Regions from separate parts of the Homo sapiens genome. Here region 1 is linked to region 2. Evidence: read pairs that join two places in POLR2A ChIA-PET (ENCODE). Cell type or tissue: MCF 10A. All regions are shown on one strand. Links, peaks and the distances in the headings refer to the core of each region. The heading gives the core; the rest is flanking DNA.

What was found. ChIA-PET counts read pairs that join two places held together with the same protein. Peaks named below come from ENCODE experiments on the same cell type or tissue, not always from the same donor. Only the 100,000 strongest peaks of a DNase experiment are listed, where the experiment ranks them.
Region 1: POLR2A ChIA-PET joins it to region 2 with 5 read pairs; 3 of 35 experiments call an interaction of 5 or more read pairs at or near these places.

The regions. Positions count from the first base shown.
Region 1 is chr15:76,574,994-76,579,385 of GRCh38, reverse strand. The region is part of intron 22 of SCAPER (S-phase cyclin A associated protein in the ER); the gene reads left to right. Among named protein-coding and RNA genes, the nearest start is that of MIR3713, 9.5 kb to the left of the region's middle. RefSeq lists enhancers at 3,702-3,751, 3,762-3,811. In MCF 10A, for the core only: no CTCF peak of the experiment used is centred there; a DNase peak (open chromatin) is centred at 2,375.
Region 2 is chr15:76,814,982-76,819,373 of GRCh38, reverse strand. The region is part of intron 5 of SCAPER (S-phase cyclin A associated protein in the ER); the gene reads left to right. Among named protein-coding and RNA genes, the nearest start is that of SCAPER, 88 kb to the left of the region's middle. In MCF 10A, for the core only: no CTCF peak of the experiment used is centred there; no DNase peak of the experiment used is centred there.

The sequences.
Region 1 (4,392 bases), core at 162-4,161, 240 kb after region 2:
TACATTTTAACTTCATCCCTCTGCTTTTTCACTTTTTGTTGTTTCTATTCATATCTTCTTGTACTATGTCTTAAAACATTGTTGTTGTAGTTACTATTTTTTTTTTTTTTTTTTTTTTTTGAGACAGAGTCTCGCTCTGTCACCCAGGCTGGAGTGCAGTGGCACCATCTCAGCTCACTGCAAGCTCCGCCTCCCAGGTTCATGCCATTCTCCTGCCTCAGCCTCCTGAGTAGCTGGGATTACAGGCACCCGCCACCATGCCCAGCTAATTTTTTGTATTTTTAGTCAAGGCAGGGTTTCACCGTGTTAGCCAGGATTGTCTCGATCTCCTGTCCTTGTGATCTGCCCGCCTCAGCCTCCCAAAGATTATTTTAAATTATTTTTATCTCTTCGCTAAATGTATCTGATAGAATTCTGAATTCCTTCTCTGTGTTATCTTGAATTTGAGTTTCATCAAAACAACTATTTCGAATTCTCTGCCTGAAAGAGTCACTTATCTCTGTTTCTCCAGGATTGGTCCCTGGTGTCTTATTTAGTTCATTAGGTGAGGTCATATTGGGTGTTTGTAGGTGTCTAGGGATTGAAGAGTTAGGTATTTATTGTAGTCTTCATGGTGTAGGCTTGTTTGTACCCATCCTTCTTGGGAATGTTTTCCAGGTATCCAAAGGGACTTGGGTGTTGAAACCTAAGCTATTGGCCACTGCAGTTATATCTGCATTTGGGGGAACCCCAAGCCCAGTAACACTATGGCTCTTATAGACTCGTAGAGGTACTGCCTTGGTGGTCTTGGATAAGATCCAGAAGAATTTGCTGGACAACCAGGCAGAAATTCTTGTTCTCTTCCCTTATTTTCTCCCAAACAAATGGAGTCTCTCTCTCTCTGTGCTGAGCTGCTTGCAGCTGGATGAGGGTTGACACAAGCACCCCTGTAGCCCCCACCACTGGGCCTGTGCTAGGTCAGACCTGAAGCACAGATTACTGTGTCTCGCCCAAGGCGCACAGTAACCACTGCCTGGCTACCACCTTTGTTTGCTCAAGTCCCCCTAGGGCTCAGCAATCAGCAGGTAGCAAAACCCGCCAGGCTTATGTATTTCCGTTCAGTGCAGCAAGTTCTGCCTGGCCCGAGCAGGTCCAGATATGCCATCCAGGAGCCAGGGCCTAGAGTCAGAAACCTTAGGAATCAACCTGGTGCTGTGTTCTACTGTGGTTGAGCTGACACCCAAACCACAAGACAAAGTCCTTACCACTCTTCCCTCCCCTTTCTATAGTCATAGGAGTCTCTTCCTGTGGCCACCACCACCCCAGGCCTATGGTGAGTACTGCCTGGCTACTGTCAGTGTTCACTCAAGGCCCAAGGGCTCTTCATTCAGTTTGTGGTGTATGCTGCCTGGCCTGGGCCTTCCATTCAGGACAGTGGCTTCCCTGTGGCCCAGTTCAGGTGCAGAAATACCATCCAAGAGCCAAGGCCTGGAATCAGGGACCTCAAGAACCCTCTTGTTGCTCTGCCCTACTGTGGTCAAGCTGATACCTAAGCTGCAAAACAAAGTTCCCGTACTCTTCCCTCCCCTTTTCTCAAGCAGAAGGAGTCTCTCCCCGTAGCCACCACAGCTGGGAATGGGCTGTATCCCATCTGAAGCCATCATGTCTCTGAGTCTCACTCAAGGCCCTTGGCGAGTGCTTCCTGGCTACCACTGCTAACTCGTGAGGGCCCAAGGAGTCTTTTGTCAGCAGATGACAAATCCTTCCAGGACTGGGTCTTTCCCTTTAAGGTAGCCCATTCCCTTTTTGCCCAGGATATGTCTAAAAATACCATCCAGGAGCTAGGGCCTGGAATGGGAGCCTCAGGATTCTGCCCAGTTATTCCGTCCTACTATGGCTGAGCTGGTTTCCAAGTTGCAAGACAAAGTCCTCTTTTTTTCTCCTTCTTCTTCTTCTTTTTGAAACAGGGTATTGCTTTTTCACCCAGGCTAGAGCGCAGTGGCATGATCATAGCTCACTGCAGCCTTGATCTTTGAGACTCAATTGATCCTGCCTCCTCAGCCTCCTGAGTAGGTGGGACTACAAGTGTGTGCCACCACACCCAGCTAATTTTTGTATTTTTTGCTAGAGACGGGCTTTCACCATGTTGCCCAGGCTGGTCTTGAACTTCTGGGCCCAAGCAATCCGCTTGCCTCAGCCTCCCAAAGCACTGGGATTATAGGTATGAGCCACTGTGCCTGGCACAGAGTCCTCTTTAGTCTTCCCTCCCCTCTCCTCAAGCATAGGGACGGAGTCTGTACCAGAGTTGTGAGCTGCCTGGGGTTGAGAGAGGGGTGGTGCAAACACTCCCTTGGCTGCCCTGGCTGGTCTCATAGGTCACATTCTTCCCAAGTTCACTGGCTCCGAGCCCAGCACAACACCAGGACTTGCCCAGGAATTGCAGTTCTTGTGGCTTAAACCTCCTTTCAAGTTTATTTAGGTCCCCAGAACACTTTAACCTGCAACTCAGGTTCCGAGTGCTAGGATGGGCGATTCCCCGCTTTCTAAGGTTGGTATAAATGCTCTCTCTGTGGGGGCCAGCTGAATTGTGTCCTGTTGCTTTCCACTGTAACAGGCTAGCACTGATTTCCAAGGCAAAGTCTCACTGCCACTGTGCTTCCTGTCTCCCAAGTGCATAGACTCTCTGTCTGCACCACAGGGTGGCTGCCAGGGTAGGAGGGAGGGGTGGCATCAGCATTTCAAGACTGTCTTTCCTGTCTCTTCAGTGCCTTTTTCAGTGATACGAAGTTAAAATCAGGTACTGTGGTGATTCACACAACTTTCGGTTCTTATTAAGGTACTTTTTTATGTGGATAGTTGTTCAATTTGGTGTTCCTGTATGGAGGACATCTGTGAAGGCTTCTATTTGGCTATCTTGCTCTGCATCAGTTTTTGCGTTTTTCAAATAGGGATAATACTTATTGACAGTGTTGTTGAGAGGATTAAATAAGATCATGTACATGAAAGTATTTTGTAACCTATGAAGTTATTGGGTTTTTTTCTTTTTAGAGATGAAGGTCTCACTCTGTTGCCCGGGCTGAAGCGCAGTGTTGTAAGCTCACTGCAGTCTGGAACTCTGGAGCTTAAGCAGTCCTCGCACCTCAACCTCCTGAGTAGCTAGGACTACAGGTGCACGCCACCATTGCCAGCTAATAGTTTCTTATTTTTTGTAGAAACTGGGTCTTGCCTTGTTACCCAGGCTGATCTCAGATTCCTGGCTTCAAGTGAACCTCCTGCCTTGCCCTCCCAAAGTGCTGGGATTACAAGCATGAACCACCATCCTTGGTCTGGATATTGTTAAAATTAATGTAAAGAAGAAGTTTTCTCTGTAGGACATGAATTTATTAAATATCTAATGAGTGTACTTATGTAAAAGTAGCATGTTACATGATAAGGATAAAGCAGTGAGCAGATAGACGAGCACCTCGCTCATGAAGTTAATACTCTGCTTCTGCACTGTTCAATACAATAGCTTCTAGCCACCATGTTGGACAGTAAAAACACAGAATATTTCTATCACTTCAGGAAATTCCCTTGTAAAGCTTTGCATAGGAGAAGCACACATTAAACAGTTAGTTCAGTAAGTATTTTTAATTCTCTTATGATGAGTGCTTTGAAGAAATAGTCAAATCAGAGAAAGTAATGTTTGTGCTAAGAGCTGAGGGATAAATAGTAATGTTCTAGGTAATGTGGGAGTGGAGGAAGCATTTCAGAAGGAAAAGATGAAGAACATTGCAGAAAGACCTGAGACAGGAAGAAGAGAGAGCTTGAGATCCAGAAAGAACTCATGCATACATCCTGTGTGGTGAAATTAGTCCTGTCTGGAAGGAATGACTGTAATAAGAGGAACAGAGAAGAAGATGAGTGAAATGCAGATAAGCTTGTAGATTTTATGGCCGAAAGTGAAAATTTTCTTGTTCCAATAACTTCTGTTTTCTCTTTGAAATGTAGGATCATCTTATGAAAGCAAAAGAGAGAAAGGAAAGGGTGGACTTTTGAAGAGAGTGGGGAATGTATGAAGCAAACCTTTGTGGATAGTGGGAGAATGAACACCCTAGGGAGATTTAATAAGATCTTGAATCAGTAGTCCTACCAGTATTTTGCATGGTCTGACTCCCCCCACACCCCCACCCCTGCCAGGTTCAGAAATGGAAAAGTCTGCCAGTTGTTTTCATTAATCCAGCTAAAGAAATTAATGCATGCAAGACATTGAGAATGGTGCCTAGCCCATAGTAAGAGCTAAACAAACATTATTACCACGGCTGGGGTTTGTCTAAGAAGAGTAAAAAACAGAACAACAGAGAGGAAATGTAGGACATTTGCAAGAAAATGATTATAATGATGTACTGTGGAATCTACCACAGATAAAAATTT
Region 2 (4,392 bases), core at 120-4,119:
AGTACCCAGCCATGTGAGGTGTCAGTCTGCCCCTACTGGGGGGTGGCTCCCAGTTAGGCTACTTGGGGATCAGGGACCCACTTGAGGAGGCAGTCTGCCTGTTCTCAGATCTCAAGCTGCATGCTGGGAGAACCACTACTGTCTTCAAAGCTGTCAGAGAGGGACATTAAAGTCTGCAGAGGCTACTGCTGCTTTTTGTTTGTCTGTGCCCTGCCCCCAGATGTGGAGCCCACAGAGGCAGGCAGGCCTCCTTGAGCAGTGGTGGGCTCCACCCAGTTCGAGCTTCCTGGCCGCTTTGTTTACCTACTCAAGTCTTGGCAATGGTGGGTGCTCCTCCCCCTGCCTCGCTGCCGCCTTGCAGTTTGATCTCCGACTGCTGTGCTAGCAATGAGGGAGGCTCCGTGGGCGTAGGACCCTCCGAGCCATGTGCGGGATATAATCTCCTGGTGTGCCGTTTGTTAAGCCTGTTGGAAAAGCACAGTATTAGCGTGGGATGACCCGATTTTCCAGGTGCCGTCTGTCACCCCTTTCTTTGACTAGGAAAGGGAATTCCCTGACCCCTTGGGCTTCCCTGGTGAGGCAATGCCTTGCCCTGCTTTGGCTCACGCACGGTGCGCTGCACCCACTGTCCTGCACCCACTGTCTGGCACTCCCCAGTGAGATGAACCTGGTACCTCAGTTGGAAATGCAGAAATCACCCATCTTCTGCGTCGCTCACGCTGGGAGCTGTAGACTGGAGCTGTTCCTATTTGGCCATCTTGGCTCCACCCCCCTTATTGTTGAGTTTTAAGAGTTTTTTGTATGTTTTGGATAACAGTGTCTCTTGTATGTCTTTTGCAAATATTTTCTCCCTGTCTGTGGCTTGTCTTATTCTCTCAATATTGTTTTTTGCAGAGCAGAAGTTTTTGATTTTAATGAGGTCCAGCTTATCAATTTTTTCATTCATGGACTGTGCCTTTGGTGTTGTATCTAACAATTCATTGTTGCATCCAAGACCATCTAGGTTTTTTCCCTGCAAGTTATACTTTAGGAGTTGTATAGTTTTGTATTTTACAGTTGGGTCTAGGATCCAATTTGAGTTAATTTTTGTGAAGATTATAAGTTCTGTGTCTAGATTCATTAGTTTTTGCATGTGATGTCCCATTTATTCTAGCATCATGTGTTGAAAAACAATCTTTGTTCCCTTGTATTGGCTTTGTACGTTAGTCAAAGATCAGTTGATTATATTTATGTGGGTCTGTTTCTGAGCTCTTTGTTCTGTTCCATTGACCTGTTGGTCTTTTATCCTAGTACCACCCTGTCTTGATTACTATAGCTTTTTAGTATTTCTTGACATTGGGTAGTGTTAGTCCACCAGCTTTGTTCTTCAAAATTGTATTGGCTCTACTGAGTCTTTTGCTTCTGCTGTAAACTTTAGAATCAGCTTAACTTGCTGGGATTTTGATTGAGATTGCATTGAATTTATAAATCAGGTTTGAAAGAACTGATTGACATTTTGACAATATTGAGTCATCCTATCCATGGATTATCTTTCCATTTACTTAGTTTTCTAATTTTTTTTATCAGAGTTTTGTTGTTTTCCTAATATAGATCTTATACATATTTTGTTAGTTTTATACCTAAGTATTTCATATTTTGGGGTGTTAATGTAAATGGTATTCTGTTTATTTACATATATATTTGTTATATATATTTGAGATTTATAACATGTTTTGACATACATATATGTAGTGAAATGATTACTGCAGTCTAGCAAATGAACCTATCACCTCACATAGTTACCTTTTTGTGTGTGTGGTAAGAGTAACAAAACTACTCTTTTAGTGAATTTTTAGTATACAATACGTTATCATTAACTAGTGCCCTCATGCTGTATATTAGATTTGTAGACCTGTTCATCCTACGTAATTAGAAGTTTGTATCCTTTAATCTACATCTCCCTATTTCCTTCCTCCCCCTGACCTTGTTAACCAACCACTGATTGTCCCTTTCTTTCTACGTATTCGACTTTGTTTAGATTATATATATATAAATGAGATCATACACTATTTTTCTTTGTAGGTCTGGCTTATTTCACATAGCACAATGTCCTTGAGGTTTATTCATATTGTTGCAAATGTCAGGATCTCCTTTTTAAAGGTGGAATAATATTTCATTGTACAGTCATGTGCTGCATAACAGTGTTTCAATCAACAGCTGACCTACAATGGTGGTTCATAAGATTATAATGGACCAGAAAGATTCTTGTCACCTAGTGATGTCATAGCTGTCATAATGTTGTAGCACAATATATTACTCAGTGTTTGTGATGATGCTGATAGAAACAAGCCTATGGTGCTACCAGTTGCATGGAAGTATAGTGCATACAGTTGTGTACAGTACACAGTACTTGATGATGATGATAATAAATTATGTTACTGGCAGCCAGGCACGGTGGCTCACGCCTGTAATCCCAGCACTTTGGGAGGCCAAGGCGGGTGGATCACAAGGTCAGGAGATCGAGACCATCCTGGCTAACACCGTCTGTACTAAAAATACAAAAATACAAAAAAAATTAGCTGGGCATTGTGGCGGGCGCCTGTAGTCCCAGCTACTCGGGAGGCTGAGGCAGGAGACTGGTGTGAACCTGGGAGGTGGAGCTTGCAGTGAGCCGAGATAGCGCCACTGCACTCCAGCCTGGGCAACAGAGCGAGACTCCATCTCAAAAAAAAAAAAAAAATTATGTTACTGGCTTATGTATTTTTATACTATTTATTGTTATTTTAGAATGTATTCCTTCTGCTTAACAAAAAGAAAGCTAACTGTAAAACAGCCTTTGGCAGGTCCTTAGGTGGTATTCCAGGATAAAGCATTGTCATCAGGAGATGATAGCTCCCATACATGTTATTTTCTTGCTCTTGAAGACCTTGCAGTGGGACAATATGTGGAGGTGGAAGATCCTGATCCTGGGTAGGCCTAGGCTAATGTGTGTGTTCGTGTCTTCATTTTTAACAAAAGTTAAAAAGGAAAAAAAATGTTAGATAGGAAAAAGCTTATAGAATGAGGTTATAAAGATAATTTTGTACAATTGTACAATGTGTTTGTGTTTTAAGCTAAGTGTTACTACAAATGTCAGAGTTTAAAAAATACTAAAAGGTTTATAAAGTAAAAAGATTGTAGTAAGCTAAGGTTAATTTATTAGGAAGACAGAAAATTTTTGTATGGATTTTGTGTAGTCTAAATATGTAGTTTATAAAGTCTCAGCAGCATACACTAATGTCCTAGGCCTTCACTTACCATTCTCTCCTTTACTCCCTCCCTCACCCTCCCTTACCCAGAGCAACTTTCAGTCCTGTAAACTCCATTCATGGTAAATGCTACAGGTTTATCATTTTAAAAATATTTTGCAACGTATTTTTACTGTAGATTTTCTGTGTTTAGATGCACAGATACTTAACATTGTGTTACTCTTGGCCTGTAGTATTCAGTATAGTAACATGCTATACAGCAGTAGTCCTCAACCTTTTTGGCACCAGGGACTGTTTTTGTGGAAGACAATGTTTCAACGGACTGGGGTCGGTGTGGCAGGGGTAGTTTCAGGATGAAACTGTTCCACCTCAGATGATCAGGCATTAGACTGTCCTAAGGAGCACTCAACCTAGATCCTTCACATGTGCCGCTCACAATAGGGTTTGTGCTCCTATGAGAATCTAATGCTGCTCCTGATCTGACAGGAGGTGGAGCTCAGGTGGTAATGTTTACTGGCCCACTGCTCACCTCCTGTTGTGCGGGTCAGGTTCCTGCCATACAGGTTTGTAGCCTAGGAGCAATAGGCCATGCCATATAACGTAGGTGTGTAGTAGGCTGTACCATCCAGGTTTTTGTAAGTACACTCTGATGGTCGCACAATGATGAAATTGCCTAACAATGCATTTCTCAGTATATCTCTGTTGTTAAGTGATGCTTGACTGTATGTATGTGTGTGTATATATACACCACAATTTCTTTACCCATTTATCCATTGATGGACACTTAAGGTTGTTTCCATATCTTGGCTATTGTGAATAATGCTGCAAATAAACATAGGAGTGCAGATGTCTCCATGAGGTGCTGATTTCATTTTCTTTGGCTATCTACTCAGAAGAGGGATTTTTGGGTCATATGGTAGTTGTATTTTTAATTTTTTGAGAAACTTTCATACTGTTTTCCATAATGGTTATACCAGTTTACATTTCCACAAATAGTGTACAAGGGTTTTCTTCACACCCTGGCCAACAGTTGTTATTATCTCTTATCTTTTTGATAATAGCTCTTCTAACAGATGTGAGGTGATTTTTTTTTTGTTTTAATTTGCATTTCCATGATGATTACTGATGTTGAGCACTTTTTCTTATGCTTATTAGCCATTTTTAT